Regions from separate parts of the Homo sapiens genome. Here region 1 is linked to region 2. A link is an interaction called in ENCODE POLR2A ChIA-PET data of the cell type or tissue named here. Cell type or tissue: B cell. All regions are shown on one strand. Each heading gives the region's core, and the rest is flanking DNA. Links, peaks and the distances in the headings are about the cores only.

Evidence for each region. ChIA-PET counts read pairs that join two places held together with the same protein. Peaks named below come from ENCODE experiments on the same cell type or tissue, not always from the same donor. Only the 100,000 strongest peaks of a DNase experiment are listed, where the experiment ranks them.
Region 1: POLR2A ChIA-PET joins it to region 2 with 5 read pairs; 2 of 35 experiments call an interaction of 5 or more read pairs at or near these places.

Annotation. Positions count from the first base shown.
Region 1 is chr6:149,445,577-149,451,892 of GRCh38, forward strand. ZC3H12D (zinc finger CCCH-type containing 12D) reads right to left here. Exons shown (of 6, transcript NM_207360.3): 6 at 1,219-5,903. The coding sequence ends at 5,107. Among named protein-coding and RNA genes, the nearest start is that of ZC3H12D, 36 kb to the right of the region's middle. RefSeq lists enhancers at 5,591-6,142, 6,143-6,316. In B cell, for the core only: no CTCF peak of the experiment used is centred there; no DNase peak of the experiment used is centred there; H3K27ac peaks cover 421 bases.
Region 2 is chr6:148,586,082-148,592,397 of GRCh38, forward strand. No RefSeq gene overlaps it. Among named protein-coding and RNA genes, the nearest start is that of UST, 160 kb to the right of the region's middle. In B cell, for the core only: no CTCF peak of the experiment used is centred there; no DNase peak of the experiment used is centred there.

The sequences.
Region 1 (6,316 bases), core at 415-5,414, 860 kb after region 2:
CCTTCTTTGAGGGCACTGCTCATCTCCCTCTCCCCAGCCACCACCAACCATGTGGGTTCAGCTATGAGGTGACAAGCCAGAGGTGGGCCTGAGATCCAGGCTGGACCAACTGTAGTACTTCCTTATCCCACAGTGATTGGTCCAGGGATGTGCACGTGACCCAAGCCAGGCCAATCAGAATCCTTCCCCAGGATCTTTCTGAGGCTGTCTCCTTGAGTCCTTTAGTTGGAAAGATGCGTGCTTAAGCCGGCCACGAGAATGGCTCTCATTGTGCAGGAAAAACCTTGGAAGGAGAGAATAAACAGAAGGAAACAGGTGCAGAAGGAAACAGACGAGAGTCCTGACACGGTTTTGAGGCCCTAATTCCGGTCAACTCAGCAGCTGCCTTCTACCCCCGGCCTCCTGCCATTTGGTTTTGTGAATCATACTTGTAGCCAAGAACTTTGGCTAATACAAACACGTATAATTCTAGAGCTACCCAGACTGACATCTCTCACTCATTTGGAAGTGGACAATCCAGAGTGTGATTTGCCCAAGCCCCTTGACTTCTCCCCTTTAGCCCCTTCCAGGGAAAGCCAAGGGAGCCCCACTTAGTCCTCAGGTGGCTGCAGCAAGCAAACCCTCAGGTAGAGGCTGGGGGACCAGCACCTGCTCCGACGCCATGGCCTTTTCTAGCTATGAAGCACATGCATCTTGGCCTCTGACTTCTTTCAGTCAATGTTTTGTTCTGAACATACTCTCGGCACTGAGAATGTTCTCTTGCTTGTGTTTTGGGTAACTCCATGGGGGGCTAGATTCCTGGGCATGTGACCTGTGCCATCGCACAGGGCCCTACGCTTCGAAGGAACCCATGTTTGGTTTCATGCTCTGCCGACATCTTGAAATTGTTACACATTTTGAACAGGGAACCTTGCAGTTTGATTTTGCATAGAGTCCCACAGATTATGCCGCTGGTCCCGGCTCTGTGCAATCCCTCCTGGTGGGATCTGTGATTCCAAGGAATTGCTCCAGTTCCCAGAACCCCACTCCCGATCACTCCTAGCTTGTATCTTCTTTACCTTAATGCCTCCCTCCCCCCATCCCTGACTTCTACGGTATTCTCCCCACCCCACCCCATAGATGGACTTTTTCCCCGGAAGCCCACAGCCTCTGTGGCCTCATCTGAGCTGTGTCCATGCCAGCCGCAGCTGGGGCATGGCTCCTCAGCTGAGCTCAATGTCAAACCAAAGCTGGATCCATTTTATTTGGAAGAATGCCAATTAGAGTGGCTTGTCTTGCTTCTACTCCTCAACCCCTGACATTCTACAGTTCTACCCCAAACCCCCTTCCAGAGGCCTCTGGGAAGGCTGCCTCAGGGCAAACCCAAGATGGCAACAGCCTCTGGTTTGATCAGTCGAGGAGAGCTCTGCTGCATGTTTGAACAAGAAGAGCAGCTTCTATGAGATGGCTTCATAGTTCTATAATGAGGATTTTAGAAGTCTAGGAAATGGGCAAGCAGCCTGTGTCCTTGGGAACTGCCTGCTGCACATCCAGCAAAGGGAGGTCCTTGCCATGGCCTCACTGCTTCTCCTGGAAAAGGTGGATTTGAGCCCCTCACATCCCCCCAGGTGGAACAACACAGAACTGCGGCTGCTGAGACTGGCCACAACCTCAGTCTTCTTCACGCCTACTTTTTTTTGTTTTTTGAGACAGAGTCTCACTCTGTCGCTCAGGCTGGAGTGCAGAGCGCAGTGGCACAGTCTCAGCTCACTACAACCTCTGCCTCCTGGGTTCAAGGTGATTCTCCTGCCTCAGCCTCCCGAGCAACTGGGATTACAGGTGTGCCCCACCACGGACCCAGCTAATTTTTGTATTTTTAGTAGAGACAGGGTCTCACCAGGTTGACCAGGCTGGTCTCGAACTCCTGAACTCATGAAGCCCACCAAAGTGCTGGGATTACAGACATGAGCCATCGTGCCCAGTCTAAACCCACAATTTTTAACAGAACAGACCAATCTAGGGGAAAGCCAGTAGGAGAAACTAATAGACAATTTGACAATAAAGAATCCAGGTGTGGTAAAAAATGATTTATTTTTGAAGCATGGTTAACAGCTATGCAACTAGGAACATTTCATTTACCTGTCCCATCTATGTTTTTCTGTCACAAAGACATATACTAAGACTTTGGAAAAATTCCAAAGGGGATTACACTTGAAATGTGCTGTGTTTTCACTTTTTTTTTTGTACTTGTCTTATTCACAGTGAATCAAATAAAACAGCTTTACAGCTTACTAAAACTCAAACTTGTTCTCAAAGGAAGCAGTTTAAACATTTTCAACTGAAAAATCAGCAACACAATGATTCTACATCAGGAAATCGAACCAGGGAGACAAAAAGCAGCTCTAATAGAAAGCGTGTCTTGTCAAAAGGTTAAAAATAAAAATAAAGGCCCGGGGCCAGGCGCGGTGGCTCACGCCTATAATCCCAGCACTTTGGGAGGCTGAGGCGGGGATCACAAGGTCAGGAGATCGAGACCATCCTGGCTAACACGGTGAAACCCCATCTCTACTAAAAATACAAAAAGTTAGCCAGATGTGGTGGCGGGCGCCTGTAGTCCCAGCTACTTGGGAGGCTGAGGCAGGAGAATGGCATGAACCTGGGAGGCAGTGGAGCATGTAGTGAGCCAAGATTGCGCCACTGCACTCCAGCCTGGGTGACAGAGCGAGACTCCGTTTCAAAAATAATAATAATAAAAATTAAAATAAAAAAAATAAAGGCCCGTTGAGGTGGCTCATGCCTGTAATCCCAACGCTTTGGGTCTTTACAAAAAATAGAAAAAATTAGCTGGACGTGGTGGCACAACTGTAGTCCCAGCTACTCAGGAGGCTGAGGCACAAGGATTGCTTGAGCCTGGGAAGTCAAAGCTGCAGTGAGCCCTGATTGCACTACTGCACTCCAGCCTGGGTGACAGATGACAGAGCGGAACCCTGCCCCCTCCTCCCCCACCAAAAAAACCCACACATATTATGAGGAAAATCCAACTTATTTACAAAGAATGGGTCATCTTCAGGCCTGAGATCCCAATATGTTATGGTAAAATTGTGGGTGCACCGTCCTCTTTGGAAAAAGGGGGTAAGGAACAGATCTGGCTCAATCCATGCTAAGAATCTGGTTTTAAAAGATCAAAGAAGTTTCAGAGAAAAACCTAACATCACTGTATGCCCCAGGGGTGTCATTTACCATGAATGAAAGGGCTGGGAACGCACTCTCCCTGAGGTGCCCCCCAGGCCTGCCAACATCTCATGAAATCTGGTAGTAAACTGGCAAGAGTTCCCTCTGCACCAGCAGGCTGCAGGAAGTTTGTGGGGCTGGGGGCTGGTCTTCTCTGGTCTTCCCCTGGGAAGTGCCTCCCGCTTTCCCCAAACTGCCAAGCTACCAAGCCCTCTAGTGAACAAATGAGCCATAGTCTGGAGGGCTGGCATGGTAACCAGAATGGGTGGATGCTGCCAGGAGAGGCCAGGGCCCCTGAGGATTCGGGGGTCGGCACTCTGGCAGCACCATCTCACTTCTTAGCCATTGCAAATGAGTAGGCCCTTTCTCCTCAAACCCAGAGCAGTAGCTGGCTAGAAGAAACGGCACCAGGAAGGTGGCAATAAACTCTGACTGAGCTCATGTCAGTTTTCTCCTAACCCACCTGTAGATTTGAGAGCAAAAGTCCTGACTCATCCAGCCCCAGTGTAACTGTGAAGTGCGGCTGTCATGTTTACAGTCCCAGTTACTCAGGAGGCTGAGGCAGGGGGATCACTTGAATCCAGGAGTTTGAGGCTGCAGTGAGCTATGATCACACTACTATACTCCAGACAGAGTGACAGAGTGAGACTCTGTCTTTTTTTTTTTTTTAAGACGGAGTCTCGCTCTGCTGCCCAGGCTGGAGTGCAGTGGCATGATCTCAACTCACTGCAACCTCCGCCTCCCAGGTTCAAGTGATTCTCCTGCCTCAGCCTCCTGAGTAGCTGGGACTACAGGTGTATGCCACCATGCCTGGCTAAATTTTTGTATTTTTAGTAGAGACAGGGTTTCACCATGTTGGCCAGGCTGGTCTCGAACTCCTGACCTCAAGTGATCTGCCTGCCTCAGCCTTCCAAAGTGCTGGGATTACAGGCATGAGCCACCATGCCGGGCCGAGACTCTGTCTGTTTAAAAAAAGAAGAAGAAGAAGAAGTAAAAGAAGGCAGCTCAGCTGGTACAGTAGAAAGCCTATTCTGGAAACTGCCATGATGGATGGCTAATAAAATATTGGAGATACTTAACCCTTAGCCAAACAGTATGTGTCTGTGTGGTGTGTGTGAGTATGTACATGTATGATAGACTGTGTGTGTGTGTGTGTGTGTGTGTGTGTGTTTGTGTGGTGGGGGTATGTGTGTGAAGGCCCCAGAAGGTGGCCCTGGGACAAAGCGCTCCTACCACTTGTCCCCAGCATAGGACAGCCACACAATTCAGAGCACAGGAGAGCCCACACCTGGAGGCTGGGCTGCCCTTGCGGGTGGGGTTAGCAATAGCTAACATGAAAACTTCCAGATAGCAAACCTCCCCTGGCCACCTGACTACATATTTCAAACATTACCTGAAGCAATGAAATTCAAGAGCATTCATAGTCTTTTTTAAACTTCTGACTACGACCCACATTGAGGTTAGTTACATGGCTGCCAAGGGGGTGGGGACACAGGATAGGTAACAAGAGTTCAGACTCAGCCTGATGGCACAGGGTGCGCTTTGCCCTGTCCCAGTCCACTGTGTTTGTGGTGGTGACCCACTAAATTGATTTTGTGACCCACTTGTGGGTTCTACTGCAGCTTGGACCCGCAGTCTCCGTGCACATGGAAAATCATTCCCTCCACGGAAGTGGGTGGACCTCCCCGCAGCAGGCCCCGGCCTCAGTGAGGATCACCAAGTGCCACCAGGCCCCCACAACCCCGCTCAGGAGGAGGAAGCAGGCTTCCCTGACCATCTTTAAAGAAAAGGGGGCACCATGATGGGCCCACTCAGGTCCAGGCTGGCAACCACAGGTCCACCCGTCCAAGACGCAAGGCGAGGCTGGGCCATTCCCTGCAAGTGCGTGTTGGTCCCTTAGGGCTTGCCCAGGGGCGCCCCCGCGCTCTGGCATCTCTGTACCAGGAGGATGAGCCTGGCGAGGTCTGAGAGCTCCGGGAACGCGGCCATCACGCGGTCCACCTGGTCACGCGGGAAGACGCTGTAGAGCGCGATGCGAGCCCGGGCGCGCGCGTCCCCCTCGTCGTCCTCGGTCGCGTACACTGAAAGTCCCCCAGTGGCGCCGTCGCCCCAGGCCGGCTCCGCCCAGACGGAGCGCCCAGGGAAGCGGTCGGAGCGGGGTGGACGGGCCCACGGGTCGTCGGGTGGCCTGCGCGGGGAAAGCAAGTCGCCGTGCAGGTCCCTAGGGCGGTGTTCGCCCCGCGGCTGGAGCTGCAGGCCGGGCGGAGGCGGGAGGTCGCCCGGGGAGAACTGGCTCTCCGGGCTAGGGAGGCTGAGCGGGCCTGGCACCCGGCCGCCCGCGGACACCCAGTCGGGCCCGCCCAGTCGGGGCGTGAGGCTGCAGGCGGGGACCGGGAGAGGCGGCCCCAGGGGCCCCAGGTCGTCGCTGAAGGCCAGCCGAGAGAAGCTCCCTCGCAGGGCGGCCAGGTCCGGGGACCCCCGCGCCGGCGGGAGGCTGTGCGCAAATGGTTCCCGGGGGGCCGCCCGGGCTCCTGCGGAGCCGCCCGGGGCTCTCGGTGGCCGCTGCTCCTCGGCGCCCGCGCCAGGCCGGGCCCCTGTCTTGGCGCGGAGCTCGTCGGCCACCGCCAGTTGCGCGTGGTGCGGCCTCTCCGGGTGGTAGAACTTGCACTTGATGCCATAGGTGCATTTCTTGCCTGAAAGGGGCGGGGGCAGAGAGGGCGCGACGTGAGGCCCGGGGGCGCGGAGGGGCGGTGGTTCCTGGTGCATCCGGGGAGTGCCGGCCCGCGGCCTCTCCGTGGAGATTCCTCCAAGCAGGCCCCCAGGCCGCCGCGGACTCCTCAGACTCAGCGCCCTGGAAACGCCTCAAGATCTGGGCGCGGGGCCGAGGTGGGGAGAAGTGCCCGGGAGGCGCGGGCGGCCTGGGTGAGGGGGCGCTGAGCACACTCATCCCAGGGTATGCAGAGGAGTGTCGTTCCCAGGTCCCTTTGACCAGGGACTAAGACCAAATCTCTGGATTCAAAGACTTTCAGCCTCCAATTGCCCAGGGACCCTGTGGATAGGGCCAGGCTTAGGGAGCGGGCGGTAGGGAGTGGGTGCTCGGGGCAGA
Region 2 (6,316 bases), core at 451-5,450:
CAAGGCATGTCTGGTGATGATCAATTCCTTGAGCACTTGCTTGTCTAAAAAGGATCTTATTTCTCCTTCACTTATGAAGATTAATTTGGCTGGAGATGAAATTCTGGGTTGGATATTATTTTCCTTAAAAATGTTGAATATTGGCCCCCAGTCTTTTCTGGCTTGTAGGGTTTCTGCTGAGAGGTCCACTGTTAGTCTGATGGGCTTCCCTTTGTAGGTGACCTGGCCTTTCTCTCTGGCTGTTCTTAACATTTTTCCTTTCATTTCGACCTTGAAGAAACTGGTGATTATGTGTCTTGGGGTAGATCTTCTCATGGAGCATCTTACTGGGATTCTTTGCATTTTCTGAATATGAATGTTTTCCTGTCTTGCTAGGTTGGGGATGTTCTCCTGGATACTATCCTGAAGTATGTTTCCCAACTTGGTTCCATTCTCCTTGTCTCTTTCTGGTACCCCAATCAGTCATAGGTTTGGTCTTTTTACATAATCTCATATTTCTCAGAGGTATTGTTTGTTCCTTTTTATTCTTTTTTCTCTATTCTTGTGTGCCTGTCTTATTTCAGAAAGGTAGTCTTCAAGCTCTGAGATTCTTTCTTCTGCTTGGCCTATTCTGCCATTGATACCTGTGATTGCACTGTGAAGTTCTCGTGTTGTGTTTTTCAGTTCCATCAGGTCAGTTATGTTCCTCTCTAAACTGGTTATTTTGGCTACCAGTCCTGTATTGTTTTATCACGATTCTTAGCTTCTTTGCATTAGGTTACAACATGCTCCTTTAGCTCAGTGAAGTTCATTATTATCCATATTCTGAAGTCTACTTCTGTCATTTCAGCCATTTCAGCCTCAGCCCAGTTCTGAGCCCTTGCTGGAGAAGTGTTGTGGTCATTTGGAGGAGAAAGGGCTCTCTGGCTTTTTGAGTTTTCAGCATTTTGGTGTTGATTCTTTCTTATCTTTGTGGGCTTATCTACCTTTGATCTTTGAGGTTGCTGACCTTTGAATGGGGTTTCTGTGGGGTCTTTTTTGTTGATGTTGTTGTCGTTGTTTTCTGTTTGTTTGTTTTTCTTTTAACTGTCAGGTTGCTCTTTCATAGGGCTGCTGCAGTTTATTGGGGATCTATTTAATACCCTAGTTGCCTCGGTTTTTCCTCTACCTGGAGGTATCACCAGTGAAACCTGTGAAACAGCAAAGATGGCAGTCTGCCCTTTCCTCTGGAAGCTCCATCCCAGGGGGATACTGACCTTTCGCCAGCCCAAGTGTGCCTGTAAGAGGTGGCTGGAGACTCGTATTGGGAGGTCTTACCAAGTCAGTAGGAATGGGATCAGGGATTCACTTAAGTAAGCAATCCAGCTGCTTTTTGGTAGAGCAGGTGTGCTGTGTTGGGGATCCCTTCAGCCCCGATTGGTATGGGGTCTCCAGGACCCACAGGCTGGGCTGAGTGAGAAGTCCAAACAGCCAAGGTGGTGGCCTGCTCCACCCCCTGGGCACTTTGTTCCAGGGGGAAATTAGAGCTCTGTTTATGGAAAACTGGTTGGAGTGGCTGAAGCTCTGGCTGCGAGGTCCTGCCCAGTGAGGAGGAATGGATCTGGGTCCTGCCTAAAGAAGCAGTCTGGCCACAATCTGGCAAAGTGGCTGTGCTGCACTGGGAGACTTTTCTTATCTGGACCATTTGGACTTTCCAAAGCTGGCAGGCTGGAACCACTGAGTTGACTGAACCACAAAGATGGTGGCTGTCCCTCCCCACAGGAGGCCCTGTCCCAGGGTGAGATCAGAGCTCTGACTGTAGACCACTGAATTCTTCCATATTTCAAACTTTTGAACTATTTTTATAGCTATTATGATAATCTGTGGTCAGTGATCTTTGATGTTTCAATTGCAATTGTTTTGAGGTACCACCAACCATGCTCAGATAAGAGGGCAAACTTCAATAACTGTTGTATGTGTTCCGACTGCTCCACCAATCTGCTGTTCCCCCTTATATCTCTTTTGCTGGGTTTCCCTATTCCCTGATACAATAATATTGAAATTAGGCCAATTCAGAACCCTACAATGTCTTTAACGTGTTCAAGTGAAAGAAAGAGTTACAAGTCTCACCCTTAAATCAAAAGCTAGGAATGATTAAGCTTAGTGAGGAAGGCATGTCAAAATCTGAGATAGGCTGAAAGCTAGGCTTTTTGCATCAGTTAGCCAAGTTGTGAATGCAAAGGAAAAGTTCCTGAAGGAAATTATAAGTGCAACTCCAGTGAACACACAAATGTTAAGAAAGTAAAGCAGTCTTATTGCTGACATGGAGAGTTTGTGTGGTTTGGATAGAAGATCAAACAAGCCCCAAGATTTTCTTAAGCCAAAGCCTAATCCAGAACAGGGCCCTAACTCTTCAATTCTATGAAGGCTGAGAGAGGTAATAAAGCTGAAGAAGAAAAGTTTGAAGCTAGCAGAGATTGGTTCATGAGGTTTAAGGAAAGATGCCATTTCCATTACATAAAAGTGGAAAGTAAAGCAGTAAATGCTGATGTAGAAGCTGCAGCAAGTTATCAAGTTATCCAGGAGAGACAGCTAAGATCATTGATGAAAGTGGTTACACTAAACCACAGATTTTCTTTTTTTTTTTTTTGAGATGGAGTCTCGCTGTCTCACAGGCTGGAGTGCAGTGGCGCGATCTCGGCTCACTGCGAGCTCCACCTCCCGGGTTCACGCCGTTCTCCTGCCTCAGCCTCCTGAGTAGCTGGGACTACAAGCACCCGCCACCACGCACAGCTAATTTTTTGTATTTTTAGTAGAGAAGGGGTTTCACCATGTTAGCCAGGATGGTCTTGATCTCCTGACCTCGTGATCCTCCTGCCTCGGCCTCCCAAAGTGCTGGGATTACAGGCGTGAGCCACCGTGCCCGGCTAAACCACAGATTTTCTATGTAGATTAAACAGCCTTCTGTTGGAAGAAGATGGCATCCAGGAGTTTCATAGGAGGAGAAGCGAATGCCTGGCTTCAAAGCACTGAAGGACAGGCTGACTCTCGTTAGGGTCTAATGCAGCTGGTGACTTGAAGTTGAAACCAATGTTCATTGAGCATTCTGAAAATCCTAGGGCCCTTAAGAATTATGCTAAATCTACTCCACCTGTGCTATATAAAGAAACAACAGGATCTGGATGACAGCATATCTGTTTATAGCATGATTTACTGAATATTTTAAGCCCACTGTTAAGACCTACTACTCAGAAAAACAGATGTCTTTCAAAATATTACCACTCATTGACAATGCAGCTAGTCACACAACAGTTCTGATAGAGATGTGCAAGGAAATAAATGTTGTTTTCATGCCTGTGAATACAACATTCATTCTTCAGCCCATGGATCAAGGAGTAATTTCGACTTTCAACTCTTATCATTTAAGAAACACATTTTATAAGGCTTACAGCTGCCATAAATAGTAATTTCTGTGATGGATTTGGGCAAAGCAAATTGAACCTCATAGAAAGTATTTCTCATTCTAGGTGCAATTAAGAACATTCGTGGTTTATGAGAAGTCAAAATACTGACATTAGCAGGAGTTTGAAAGAAGTTGATTCCAACCCTCATAGGTACCTTTGAGGGTCTCAAGACTTCAGTGGAGGAAGTCACTGCAGATATGGTAGAAACAGCAAGAGAACTAGAATCAGAAGTGGAACCTGAAGATGGGACTGAATTGCTGCAATCTCATGATCAAACTTGAATGAATAAGGAATTGCCTCTTATGGGGAGCAAAGAAAGTTGTTTCTTGAGATGGAATCTACTTCTGGTGAAGATGCTGTGAACATTGTTGAAATGACAATGAAGGATTTAGAATACTATGTCAACTTAGTTTATGAAGAAGTGGCAGGGCTTGAGAGGATTTACTCCAATTTTGGAAGAAATTCTACTATTGGTAAAACGCTATCAAATGGCATCTCACGTTACAAAGAAATCTTTCATAAAAGGAAGAGAGAGTCCATCGATGCCTCAATTTCCATTGTTGTCTTACTTTAAGAAATTGCCTCACAGCCACCCAAACTTCAGCAACAATTACCACCATCAACACTGTGGCAAGACCCTCCACTGGCAAAGCTTACAATGTGTCAAAGGCTCAGATGATTGTTAGCATTTTTTAGCAATCAAGCATTTTTAAATTAAGGTATGTGAATTGTTTTCTTAGACATAATGATTTTGCACACAATAAACTGTGGTATAGTGTAAACATAACTTTTAGATATACTGGGAAAACAAAAAAATTTTTGTGACGTGCATTTTTGTGACATTCACTTTATTGCAGTGGTTTGAACAGGACCCACAATATCTCCAACGTATTCCTGTATACACCTGGACCTTAACCAGTGGGAAAAATGAGCAGCAAAGTTGTCCTGGGTCAACTAGAGCTGGAAAGTGTCGGGGCTGGGACAAACCAGGCACTATCTGTGCCCAGCCCCCTCTCAGCTCCACTAAACAGCTTTTTTTCCTCCTTCAGCTCAAGGGCCACCAAAGTGAGGGGGGCTGGTGATGTCTGTGGTGCCCCTGTCCATTCATGCCCAAAACAGGTGAGAATGGAACCACACAAAAGTGAAAATGAAACTGGTGGGGAGGAGGAAATAAGGTTCAGAGGGAAAGAATAGGGGTGCACACAGGAAAAAGAAGAAAAACAAAGGGGAGACTTTCACAGATTGCCTAGCCATGGCACTGGCACAGGCAGTAAATGATGTGGATTCTGTCTTGGGACATGTGGCTACTCTATTCTGAAAATGTCATTTGCTTAAAAAAAAAAATTATCTATTGCCATTTAGCCCTCCTGGATATGCAACTTAAAAAAATCAAATACAGAAATTGGGTTATTTTCTCCAAATAAATTGAGAATATTTTATATTACTTATTGTGTCTTTATAGTAGAAGATATTGCGAGTTTTTCACCTAACGTTTTCCTTTTTGTCATGGACGCACAACTGGATTGCATTTCCCAGCCTCTCTCACGGGTAGGTGTGGTCACATGACTGAGTTCTAGCCAATGGAATGTGAGAGGAAGCCAGAGCTGACGCATAGAACCTCTCACGTTATTTTCCCTTCCATGGTGACATGGGAAGCATCCATTGAAGAAGGTGGAGCCATGGGTGGGAAAGGAGCCTGATCCCTCAGTTATAGTCAGCCCTCCAAATCTGTGGGCTCCACATCCTTGGATCCAACCAATGCTGACTTGAAAATATTTGAAACAACAACAACAAAAATAACAATATAACAACAAAAAATAATACAAATAGGAAACAATATACAGTAACAACTATTTACACAACATTTACATTATATTAGGTATTTAAATTTTTTTTAGAGTTGGGGTCTCACTATGTTGCCCAGGCTGGAGTGCAGTAGCACAATCATAGCTTACTGCCATCTCAAACTCTGGGGCTCAGGCCATCTTCCCACCTCAGCCTCCCAATGTGTTAGGATTACAGGTGTGAGCCATTGCACCTGGCCTGTGTTAAGTATTATAAGTAATCTAGAGATGATTTAAAGTATACAGAAGGATGTGCACAGGTTATATGCAAATACTATGCCATTTTGTATCAGGGACTTGAGCATCCAGGGATTTTGGTATCTGCAGAGTTGTGGAACCAATCCCCCAGGGAGGCTGAGGGATGATTAAACTTTTTGTGTGTGTGTGTGTGTGAAGTATTTGACAGGTTTACATCACTGCTCACCACTAGGGAACAAATTAATCATTTTTTCTGTGCCTCAGTCTTTTCCTTATCTGAAAATATTGATAGCAACTACCTCCTGGGGCTATTGGAAGTACTAAATGAGTCAATATTTTCACACTTAGAATAGGGCTCTGCTTAGAGTAAGCACTACATAAGGATATATTAAATAGTGAAAGCTCTATAAGTGTCAGTATTATATTAGCCTTTATGGCTGTTAAGGACTGAATATTTGTGTATCCTCAAAATTCTTATGTTGAAATCTTAATCCTCAATGTGACAATACTTGGAGATAGCAACTATGAGAAGGTAATAAAATTAACTGAGGTCACACATATGGGTCCCTAATCTGATAGGTCTGGTACCTTTTTTTAAATTTTTTTTTTGAGATGGAGTCTCGCTCTGTTGCCCAGGCTGGAGTGCAATGGTGCGATCTCAGCTCACTGCAACCTCTGCCTCCCAGGCTCAAGTGATTCTCCTGCCTCAGACTCCCGAGTAGCTGGGACTACAGGCACGTGCCACCACACCCGGCTAATTTTTTATATTTTTTGTAGAGACAGGGTTTCACCATGTTAGCCAGGATGGTCTCCATCTCCTGACCTCTTGATCCTCCCGCATTGGCCTCCCAA